Linked DNA regions of Homo sapiens: regions 1, 3 and 4 are each linked to region 2. Evidence: chromatin contacts called from ENCODE Hi-C or POLR2A ChIA-PET data. All regions are on one chromosome and are shown on one strand. The core of a region is the stretch at or near the end of the contact, and the rest is flanking DNA. Distances in the headings are between cores, read along the strand shown. Region 1 has its middle 110 kb from the start of CNKSR3. Region 2 overlaps IPCEF1 (interaction protein for cytohesin exchange factors 1). Region 3 has its middle 79 kb from the start of SCAF8. Region 4 overlaps CNKSR3 (CNKSR family member 3).

Region 1 (2,700 bases), core at 126-2,625, 460 kb after region 2:
GGAGTTAAACAAACCCAGACTCAAGAGCATCCCACGGTCTAACTGTGTGACCTCGGGAGAGTTATGCAAACTTCTGAGCCTCTATTTCCTCATCAGTAAAATAGTAAAACACAAGTGGGGCCAGTGAAGTGCCAGGAGGTTGGACAAGCTATCAGAACCTCAAAACGACGTGCTGCGTGGACAAGGGCACGTGTCTCACACTCACTGGCCTAGAGTGGGGTGGCCATATCTGCATGGTCCCCTTTCAGTTCTAAACAGTTCCTTGACTCAGGGATTCAGGGTAGTGTCTACTAAAGTAAAACACCAGCTTGTTTTCAAGAAGGGAAATGTTGATGCTGCCTCTGCATAGAGTCATAGGGAAGAACAACAGATAGCCTGCCAAAGATATGGTCCAAAACATAAAAATAAAACATGTCAGCTCACTGCCAAAGTGACTTCAAAATAGTCAGGATCTTAAGTAGTTCAAAACCCTAAAGACTGATCTTGTGGTCAAGGGCATCAACCTCACAGTGCCGCTGTTTCAGTCCTCTTCCCCTGACCGAGGGCCACGTTTCCTCTTGACCAGATGTGATATCCTATGACCCTTACCTCTGTGTCCCTACGCATGGAATTTTATTTTTAATCATTTGAAAGCAGAGTAAGCACAAAGCCTGCTCACTGAACCCTGGGTCAGACCATGTCATATATCTACTTTAAAAAAAAAAAAGTACTCTCTTTTATTAAAAAATAGAAAAGGAAGCCCTAAGAATGTTGTATGTTTTCTGTGTTTATATTCACATTGTGAAATGGGTAAAATAATACTAAACCCTTAATGGTGGTAACCTCAGGAGGGTGTGTAGAGATGAAATGATTGTCTTTCTTTACCTCTTAGAACTCTGAATGATACCAATGAGCATGCAGTTGTTCTGGTATTTTATCAAATAAATCAAATCATTACTTTTTAAAAAGAAAAAAAAATTTTCCTTTCAGTTGCTAATAAAACAGATATTGGTTGCTGGGAATTTTTTTTTTATCTTCAACTAGACTCCACTTCCCCCAGAAAGGTACCAAAAGCAGTTTAGGAGAAGATGGACAACTTGATCTCAGGTTTACTAAATTAGCAATAAACTTCAACTTCTCAAAAGTCTATGGTAAGAGTATTCAAGTCCCCTTTGCTTCTTGATTTTTAAACACAGTTATGTGCAGATTCACTTTTCCCAATCAATAAACAACGTCTCTTTATTACCTAAACTGGATAATTCCAGAAGTCAACAGGCAGCCAAATGGCAGTTTCTCATTTCTTTGAGATCACTGCTGATTGCTCCCTCTCCGGCTTCCTTGGAGCCTGTTGTGGACACTGTTGGCGTCTTGCCCAGTTCCTTCACCAGGCAGTGCCTCCACCCCACTGCTGTGGTGAGTGGCGGCTGCTGGTGGCTCACAGCTGCCTCCTTCTCGGAAGAACCGTGCTCAGCTCCTGGGAGGTTGCTGCCTCCAGGAGGTGATGTGCCTCCGGCAAGGCCCTGGCGGAGCTGCAGAGCACAACCCCCCTGCTGGATGGGGGCCACGTATGGGGCGCCCCGCACGTTGCAGAGCCACCCTTGGGCTTCCGCAAAAGCCGCGTCTTTGCTTCTTCTCTTGCTGTTTCCTCACTTCGGTAGAGGCTTCTCTCTCAATAAATCACTTACATGAGATAAGTAAATCACTCTCTTCAGGCCTAAAACAGCTGGGCTTTTGGTTACCCTAATGAGGAGCATTTTCATATAAAGTTATAGTTGATTAAAACTTAAATTCTTTAAAACTTAAAAATTAATATGGAAAAAAAATAGCTCACTATCCATCCCACCTTAGCCTCCAGTTCACGTGTGAGGAAATCTAAAATGTTCTTCAGATTCACAGCAACATCCAAGCTCCAAAGGCAGAGAAATAAGGATAAAATGCAATTATTATGCCTGGCCTACATAGTGGGTATTTAATAAACATTTCACAACTAAAAAAATTTTTGCCAAAATTTACTTGATTGGAAATAATGCCCAATTCAAGAATCAAAATGGCTGATTGTTGAATGTTTAAAAATGTTTTTGTGACTTTTACATAATTTTTTTGGAACCCAGAATACCCACTTAACATGTAGGAGTAACATATAGGTTTACGGAATAGGAAGAAAGGAGCTTGGGCCACAGTCCAGTCTTCAACTAGCCACCGTCAATTCCAACACAACTCCATCTCCATAATCCTGTACTGTGGCCCACAGGAAAGAGTGGAGCCTTACTGGGTACCAAAAGAATACTTTGCCTCTCTGAATGCACCTGGAGGGCAAGATTAACATTTGTATAAAATAATAATGACAGACGGGTGTGGTGGCTCATGCCTGTAATCCCAGCACTTTGGGAGGCCGAAGCGAGCGGATCACCTGAGGTCAGGAGTTCAAGACCAGCCTGGCCAACATGGCAAAACCCCATCTCTACTAAAATTACAAAATTTTAGAATACAAAAAATTACAAAATTTTAAAATACAAAAATTAGCCGGGCGTGGTGGTACATGTCTGTATTCTCAGCTACTCAGGAAGCTGAGGCAGGAGAATCACTTGAACCCAAGAGGCAGAGGTTGCAGTGAGCTGAGATCATGCCACTGCACTCCAGCTTGGGGGACAGAGTGAGACTTTGTCTCGAGAAAAAAAAAAAAGAAAGAAAGAAATAATAATGACAATACTACACAAAAAT
Region 2 (2,700 bases), core at 55-2,554:
TATATGGCGATTAAAACTCCTGGTTTCTATTTTACGGCATTTGCTCTTTCCACGAGGCACACTTCCCTTTTGGGCTAAAGGTTAAAAAAAAAAAATTCAAATACAATGAAGAATCCATTATTTTCAATGTTTTCTATGTGGTTCTGGGGTCATGTGGGAAAGAACTGAGATGTGCTGAAGAGGCAAGGGAATTGCTTCCTGCCCCACGACACAGAGAAACGTGTGTCTGCTCAATGCCTCATTCAAGGAGACGAGTGGCTTTCTGTGAGGAGAGAAATTATCCCCCTTCCACAGTCCATTTCATACAGGCTGCAAACATTTAGTTTCAGGGACTTTTATTTTCAATTATGTATTACAAAACCCTGGGCAGGGCAGTCATCTCCCAGTTCTAGGATTCAATTTCTCCTGTGAGGTATACAAAAGAAATTGGAAGAGAAATAAATTGGAAAACCACAATTGGATATCATATTCTTGTTAGACTGAAGAAGAAATGCCCCCTAAAACTATGTGGATATGGCAGCTTTTCTGTACTTAACATTACTCATTAAATCATGTATGTGGCTATATCAAAATACTGTCTTTCGGCCAGGTGTGGTGGCTCACACCTGTAATCCCAGCACTCTGGGAGGCAGAGGCAGGCAGATCACCTGAGGTCAGGAGTTTGAAACCAGCCTGGGCAACATGGTAAACCCCGGTCTCTACTAAAAATATAAAAATTAGCCGGGCGTAGTCCCAGCTACTCGGGAGGCTGAGGCAGGAGAATCACTTCAACCAGGGAGGCAGAGGTTGCAGTGAGCTAAAATCGTGCCACTGCACTCCAGCCTGGGCAACAGAGCAAGACTCTGTCTAAAAAAAGAAAAAAAAAAGTATTTCTTACTAAGAGATAATGTACCTATGAATTTAAACATGTCTTAAATTTGAATAGCACTTCTTTTCAAAAGACTTAAAAATATTTTTTCTTTGAATCTGTTTCATCTCTGTGACATTGTTTGTGACTGGAGTGCTACCTGAGTAAATTATCATGATTACATGAAAAGCAATTAAGAGAAGAAGGTCAAAGGACCAACCTCTAATCACTAAGTTTGGTCTCTAACATTTGACAGCACATGCCTCAAAAAGCAAACAAAATAAACACTCTCCATTTCTTTAAATATATGTTTTTCATCCAAGGATCACACAGCACCTCCCAAGTAGTCTAATGTACAGAAAGAAAAGAAAGGAAACACAGCATGATTAGGTGAAACCCCAATCCATAGACAGCCCGCCAGCAGGTTGAGGCAGGACCACTAGGAGGAGACTGTGCTCAAGCACAGAGAGGGCCCTTTAGGTTTCAAATGGAGAATTTAGCCAAACAGCCACCAGGGCCAGCCGTATGCTAAGCCCAGTGCAATGAAACACACGCTCCCAGTCAAACTTCTTGGTTTCCTAGTGGGCTATGTGCCAACAGCAACTTCACAAGGTAACAGGTGAAGCGAGGTGGGGGGCGGAGAGGAGGAAATGGGCAGAGAGCCGCTGGGAGTCCTGAGACTCAAGTTCCTGCTTCATCACTGGGGGCTCCGGGCCAGGCACTTCACTGTAATAATCCACAATCATCTCAGAGCATGGGGCAGCGGGAGGGGGCTGAAAACACACCAATTTGCAAACTACAAAGTGCTGTGTAAATGTAAGGCATGGGTTTCACATTGAAATCTGACTCCAAACACAATCTCTTTCTTACGCTTCCTGGAGTCTTTGTAATCCTATACTTTAGGAGTCTTTCTAGGCCTTTGATCCTATTCTGAGATTTGAGCTGTTGTGGCAAAACTAAGAATTCTTTAAAGCAAAAGACGCCCTTGCAATGCAGGGCTCAGAGTGTCTATTTGCAATATATCAACCAGTGAAGGCATCACATCAGGCTCCGTTCTGGATCTACAGGCTAACAACAGAGGGAAAAGGTCCTCTTCACAACCCCAAAGAGGAGTCCTCTCCAAATCCTAATCTTTAGCAGGTGCCACAGATTTGGATCTACGTGTGCTGAGAGATTCTCCACTTCCTTCCTGAGCAGCCATGGTTTTCTCTCTCATTCCACAGCTCACAGACACTGCAGGACTGGGTATAGGAATTGGCCCTTGGACCCCAGGAAACTACCCCAAATGCATTTCAGAGATGACCCGGTCTCAAGAAATATACTGAAAGTAATCCAGTTTTCCCAATATTCTTTGGACCAGAAAAGTGGCTTGAGGCCAAGAGAGAGAAGCCCATGTCTTCCTACATTAAGTGTCACGGAAAGTGTCACCCACTCTCCCTCTCACTCCTGTCTATCCCCCCACCCACGTCTTAGTGGCCACAGCCTAGGCTGAGAACTCACAGAAGCAGCCCTACTTTCTAGCACAACCTGGTCAAAAGCAAAATAATTTACAGGGGGAAAAACACGAATGAGCAGGCAATGGGGCTCCAGAAAGCCAGGTGCAAAATTGTGAAGTTCAGTTTCCCTTTCACTTTGGGAAGCTCTGCAAAGTAAGCTTTAACTAGCAAAGCAAAAACTTCTAGGCTAATGTTCTTGACTTTGAAAAATAAATTTAAGCCTTGGCTAAGTAATCCCAGGGATCTTTTTTGCCTTAAGTTTCAATGGTACTAAAGGAGTTTACAGTTGAAAGGCTGGGGAAATATGTCTTCACGAAAAGCCAAAGGAAAGCATTCAAAGCTATTCACAAACCCTGC
Region 3 (2,700 bases), core at 20-2,519, 500 kb after region 2:
GTCAAGGCAAAATTGTAAGCTTCATTCTCTCTCCTCCAGACATCTCTCTCTTCCTCTGGGTGCCTTTTTTTTTTTTTTTTTTTCTGTGACAGGGTCTCTGTCGTGCAGGCTGAAGTGCAATGGCACAGTCATAAATCACTACAGCCATGATCTCACATGGCCAAGCAATCCTCCCACCTCAGCCTCCAGAGTAGCTGAGACTACAAGCAGGTGCCCCTGCACCTGGCTTTTTTTTTTTAAAGAGATGGAGTCTCACTGTGTTGTCCAGGCTGACCTCAAACTTCTGCTGGGCTCAAGCAATCCCCTTGCCTTGGCCTCCTGAACTTCTGGTATTACAAGCATGAGTGAGCCACCATGTCCAGCCCCTTCCTTTTCTTTGATTCTAATTGAGGTGCCTGAAGTCAACTGACATTTGTTATTTTCTCTACAGTCCTTTATATCTTTACACCTCAGGATGTGGCTTTCTGTATTTATCAACTTGCCAGTCAACTGGCCTGATAAAATCATGTATGCTAATAAAGGCCTGACCTGTCACCTGTGGGGCCTTCTGCCTCCACCTATATCACTAATCAAGAATCAAATGGTTCTGGTTTGGGAACAGATAAGGAGGAAGAACAGTACTTTGGGAAAGGGGAGCCTGAATCACATTCTGCAAACTGCTACCTTCACAGTCCAGAAGCAGGTGACTGTAGCAATAGCCAAAAGCCCTGGCCAGGCCAGCACAACACAGGAGCTGGAAGCATGGCCCAGCCCTGGGAACCAGAGCAGGGGGCAGAAGAATAGCCCCAGCAACTCTGAACACAGAAAAGAAAAACACTGCTTCTCATTTCTTTCTCTCGGAGCTAGAAAATGCATGTTTGGTGTCTGCTTGCCAAAAGAAGCTTTTGGAATTTATGTTGCTAGTCTCGAGTTTTGAAGTCTCAAAGGATGTGACAGGAATGTTACATGGATTGAGTGCATGTGTGTGTTTGATTTTAAGATGATAACTGTGGGCTCGTTAAGACTTTCTGGTTTTGTGATGTGTAATCCTATTGTCATTTTTGTTTGGTTTTGATTTTTAATAGGTTTTGATTTTTAATTGGTAATGATTTTTAGTAGATTTTTAATTGGTTTTGATTTAAAAGTGGAGGAGAGCCTGGGTAGGAGGGAGATTCAGGGAAAGGAAATCAAAACAATCCTGGAAACTCCCCTAATGTTCAAGGATCTCAAAGCACATGACCACGGAGGGTTGGTAGGTGAGGAATGAAGGGAGATTTTCCTGTGAATCATGTATTTCCTTGTTATCACAACAACCCTTCCTGTCAGCGGCAACAGTACGTTCAGGGTGGAGTTGAAGAACCATGTCCCGTACATGAGAGAAGCCAGCTTAGTCATGAAAGAACAGTTCCAACTGTTTAGTACAGCAAAGAACATTCTGGAAGAAAATAGAATATAGCATGTCCAGAGTTGGCCAAAAGATCTTTGAAGAAGTTTTAAAATTTGATATTCAAATAATTCCTGCTTTTTGTAAAAACAAAGCCTACTTATTAATCTCTTGTAGAGCTATATTACACAAATGCCAGTATATTAAGTACAAAAGCAGGTGTAAACCAAATACAAAGCATCTCTGCTGCCCTGAAAGAATTTAGACTTTTTCATGGGTTGTGTGGGAGCTGATGGAGAACTGAGGTTTGATGACTTGAGCAGACCCCATTGAAACTCACTGCACCTAACTTCCTCTCTGCAGCCCCCACTGAATGAGGGTCTATGAAAAGCTATGCCCCTCAGCCTGTCCACTCAACTTGCTGGTCCTCCAGTTTGCTTCCTTAACAGAGTAGGATGTGATAGTTCAGCCATCGCTACACACAGCCAGCCTTAAATGCATTTGCCTGCCTTGATGACAAAATGATGCTGGGAGGTCTTCTTTGTCCAAAAATGTTGGTCCTTGACCTGTTCCGGGTTTGAGGCACTACAATTAGAGAATTCTTCCTGCATATGCAGCGTGATGAAGCAGAAAAAGCTTGGACTCAGATGTCAGCAGACTTGAGTTCAAATCTCAGCTCTTCCACTGACCATGTCACTTCATTTGCAAACCTCTGCCTCCATATCAGTTAAAAGGGGACACATGGCTGGGCGCGGTGGCTCACACCTGTAATCCCAGCACATTGAGAGGCTGAGACAGACGGATCTCTTGAGCTCAGGAGTTTGAGACCAGCCCGGCCAACATGGCGAAACCCCATCTCTGCTAAAAATACAAAAGTTAGCTGGGCGTGGTGAAAGGTGCCATAATCCCAGATACTCAGGAGACTGAGGCACGAGAATCACTTGAACCCAGGAGATGGAGGTTGCAGTGAGCCAAGATGGAACCACTGCACTCCAGCCTGGGTGACAGAGTGAGACTCTGTCTAAAGAAAAAGGGCCAGGCGTGGTGGCTCACACCCGTAATCCCAGCACTTTGGGAGGCCGAGGCAGGCAGATCACGGGGTCAGGAGATCGAGAACATCCTGGCTAACATAGTGAAACCCCGTCTCTACTAAAAATTAAAAAAAAAATCAGCCAGGTGTGGTGGCACGCGCCTGTAGTCCCAGCTACTCGGGAGGGTGAGACAGGAGAATCACCTGAACCCGGGAGGCGGAGCTTGCAGTGAGCCGAGATCGCACCACTGCGCTCCAGCTTGGGCAACAGAGCGAGACTCCGTCTCAAAAAAAAAACGAAAAGAAA
Region 4 (2,700 bases), core at 171-2,670, 300 kb after region 2:
ACTCAGGATGCTGAGGCAGGAGAATCAGTTGAACCTGGGAGATGGAGGTTGCAGTGAGCTGAGAACATGCCATTGCACTCCAGCCTAGGTGACAAGAATGAAACTCTGTCTCAAAAAAAAAAAAAAAAAAAAAAAAAAAAGTGACATGTGATGCAAAAATTTGCTCCAACAGGATTTTGGTAGACTATGCTCTTCCACGAGGAGAATCATCACAGACTCACACAAATTCAATTTAATTCAACAAACTTTAGGAAGCAACTACTATATGTAAGATACTCTCTACTGGAAATCGACCTCCATTACAAAGGAGACGGGGTTCAGGGGTAGGTCAGCTTATTATTATCTGAACCAGAGGGACGGAAACAGGATTTGGGGGGTACATTTACACCTGACCACAATATTCTCAGAATTCCCAATACTTTGAAAAACATTAAATGGTAAAGACCTGACATCAAAGCTCCTTAGCCTTCCCGACTTACTGACACCACTGGCCAGTATATTATAACTTCCCCCAAACATGACATGTTGCTAAGAACAAAAAGACAGCTTTCAAACAGAAGCGTGACATGTTTTGGCTTCTATGTGAGCGTAGTATGATTAATGGAGGGAGCAAGGCTGATGTCAGGGCATGCCAAAAGCCAGAAAGGTGGTCTACTGGTAGGCCTCCGAGTGCCCTTTCGTGAGATGAGTCACCCAGTTACATCACTTGGAAATGCCTTTCTTCTGTCGCTCGTTTTGTTGATGTCTGTAGGCCTTAATTTTCAGGACTAGTTGATAAAGAGTTGATTTAAATATAGCAATTTGAGGTTGTTCAATAATACTATGTTTGAAACCCAGCAGTGGGCCAGATGCAGGGGCTCACACCTGTAATTCCAGCACTTTGGGAGGCCAAGGTGGGTGGATCACCTGAGGTCAGGAGTTCGAGAACAGCCTGGCCAACATAGTGAAACCCTGTCTCTACTAAAAATGCAAACAGCCGGGCGTGGTGGCCTGTAATCCCAGCTACAGGCGTTCTCTGCATTCTGTTCTGTCATTTGTCTCTGCAGAGTATCCCTTCACCATGTCCCCTTCTGCTCGTGGTCACTGTCACAGCTGAACTTATGTCTTGCCCGGATTTCTGCAATAACCTAGAAAGTGGTGGCCATGCTCACTCCCTTCTTCCTCTTAATTCATCCTCTATCATTCCATCTGAGCAAAACCATCCTGTCCTTTACAGATCCCAGTCCATTAGCTCAACACAGCATCTCAAGTCCTTTGGGACCCGTCCTCTTCCAAACCTCCCTGCAGTCCCATCATCCTGTAACTCACCCTACTGGTGAGGACACAGTAAGCACCTGTTCTGCTGAGTTTCTCCAAAAGTAACAAAAATGTCACGCACAGGTTGGCAAAAACAGCACCCAGGCCAAATCCTGCCAGCTGCCTGTTTCTGCAAACAAAGTCTGAATGGAACACGGCCATGACTCCTTGGTTTACAGATTGCCTCTGGCTGCTTTTGTACTACAATGGCAGAGTTGAATAGCTGTGATAGAGACGTATGGCTCTCCCACAGAGCCTAAAATATTTACTACCTGGCCCAGGTTTACAGGCCCTTGGTATAACTGACAGCAGCGATGAGTACAGAGTGATGATGACCTCTGCCGACCAGAAAAATAGACTCCACCAGTCTAGTCTGGAATTAAGGGAATGTGAGTTTTTCTTTTTTTGTTGTATTTTTTAAGGAATCATTTCATACAGTTACACTGAATTTAAAACCATAGAAAATGCTCCCCCCTCCCCTAATGAAAGACCTGAATGTTTTAGGAGGTTCCTTACAACTTTTGAGCCACTTTATTATTTTCTTTTTGTCAGTTCTCTTGAGGCATAATTTATAGACATTAAAAGTCACCAATTTCCAGGGTACAACTCAGTGAGCTTGGACAAACAGGCAGTCATTCAACCACACTACAATCATGATAGAAACATTCCTATCACCCCCAAAAAAAGTTCCCTCGGGCCCCTTTGCTGCCTACTCCCTCCCTACAGCCCCGTCCCCAGCTGCCACTAATCTGATTTCTACCTAAATGAGCCCAATTTCTCCTCCTGGCTGTACTCCCTGTCCTGCCCCAGTAACACTGGCTAACTCACTTAGTTCTGGTTCTCAGGCTTCCCATCAGTGGATTAGCAGGCTTCCATTAGAACTGACACCCACGCACACTACTAATTGCAGCTCTGATTTTATCAGTCATCCTTCGAGGTTTGTGGTTAAATTTAATTTGAAGAACGGGGACCATGATGAAACATAATGTCTGAAAACTGGATTGGAAAGCTGCCGTGCTTCTTTCAGGTCTAAAGATCCATAGTTCCAACATATGTTTGAGCTACTCAGAAGTTACCTTTACTTACAAGAGCAGAGAATGAAAAAGGAAATAAGCTGCCCAGAAACTTAAGTCCTAAATATCCTCAAAGCTACAAAAGAAAGAAAAAGAAAGAAAGAAGAAAAAAAGAAAGAGAAAGAAGAAAAAGAAAGAGAGAAAGAAAGAAAGAGAAGAAAAAGAGAGAGAAAGAAAGAAAGAAAGAAAGGAAAGAAAGAAAGACTAGCAAATGAATGAACTTGGTCTTGAAAAAAACCATATAAAGACGATGCATGTAAGTCGGGTTTTGACCCTGATCAGAGCTGTGAGCTGGAACTGCTGCTCCCTTGGAAGCAGGGGCCCTGTGAAA

Evidence for each region. Hi-C counts contacts between places; a loop is a spot of excess contacts on that map. ChIA-PET counts read pairs that join two places held with the same protein, here RNA polymerase II (POLR2A). Pooled maps may share reads with other maps.
Region 1: a map of PC-9 shows a loop between it and region 2 (5-fold over the local background). The contact joins two enhancer-like sites. A Hi-C loop is called at or near these places in 3 of 168 maps with a recorded cell type or tissue (GM12878, PC-9 and psoas muscle), 25 of 37 single-sample maps with no recorded cell type and 22 of 50 pooled maps.
Region 3: a map of endothelial cell of hepatic sinusoid shows a loop between it and region 2 (4-fold over the local background). The contact joins two enhancer-like sites. A Hi-C loop is called at or near these places in 4 of 168 maps with a recorded cell type or tissue (A673, chondrocyte, endothelial cell of hepatic sinusoid and 1 more), 3 of 37 single-sample maps with no recorded cell type and 5 of 50 pooled maps. POLR2A ChIA-PET finds 5 or more read pairs at or near these places in 2 of 52 experiments (OCI-LY7 and naive thymus-derived CD4-positive, alpha-beta T cell).
Region 4: a loop to region 2 is called in a map of PC-3, with 17 times the contacts of the local background. The contact joins two enhancer-like sites. A Hi-C loop is called at or near these places in 4 of 168 maps with a recorded cell type or tissue (PC-3, heart left ventricle, mammary epithelial cell and 1 more), 2 of 37 single-sample maps with no recorded cell type and 9 of 50 pooled maps.

Annotation. Positions count from the first base shown.
Region 1 is chr6:154,614,361-154,617,060 of GRCh38, forward strand. No RefSeq gene overlaps it. Among named protein-coding and RNA genes, the nearest start is that of CNKSR3, 110 kb to the left of the region's middle. RefSeq lists an enhancer at 1,002-1,508. Within about 2 kb of position 1,376, at least 9 of the 41 ENCODE cell types and tissues checked have a DNase peak (open chromatin) inside an H3K27ac peak, as active enhancers do.
Region 2 is chr6:154,154,932-154,157,631 of GRCh38, forward strand. IPCEF1 (interaction protein for cytohesin exchange factors 1) reads right to left here. Exons shown (of 12, transcript NM_001130700.2): 12 at 1-2,700. It also overlaps a transcript of OPRM1 not described here. Among named protein-coding and RNA genes, the nearest start is that of OPRM1, 120 kb to the left of the region's middle. Within about 2 kb of position 1,305, at least 11 of the 41 ENCODE cell types and tissues checked have a DNase peak (open chromatin) inside an H3K27ac peak, as active enhancers do.
Region 3 is chr6:154,652,767-154,655,466 of GRCh38, forward strand. No RefSeq gene overlaps it. Among named protein-coding and RNA genes, the nearest start is that of SCAF8, 79 kb to the right of the region's middle. Within about 2 kb of position 1,270, at least 5 of the 41 ENCODE cell types and tissues checked have a DNase peak (open chromatin) inside an H3K27ac peak, as active enhancers do.
Region 4 is chr6:154,456,596-154,459,295 of GRCh38, forward strand. All of the region lies in intron 1 of CNKSR3 (CNKSR family member 3), which reads right to left. Among named protein-coding and RNA genes, the nearest start is that of CNKSR3, 53 kb to the right of the region's middle. Within about 2 kb of position 1,421, at least 2 of the 41 ENCODE cell types and tissues checked have a DNase peak (open chromatin) inside an H3K27ac peak, as active enhancers do.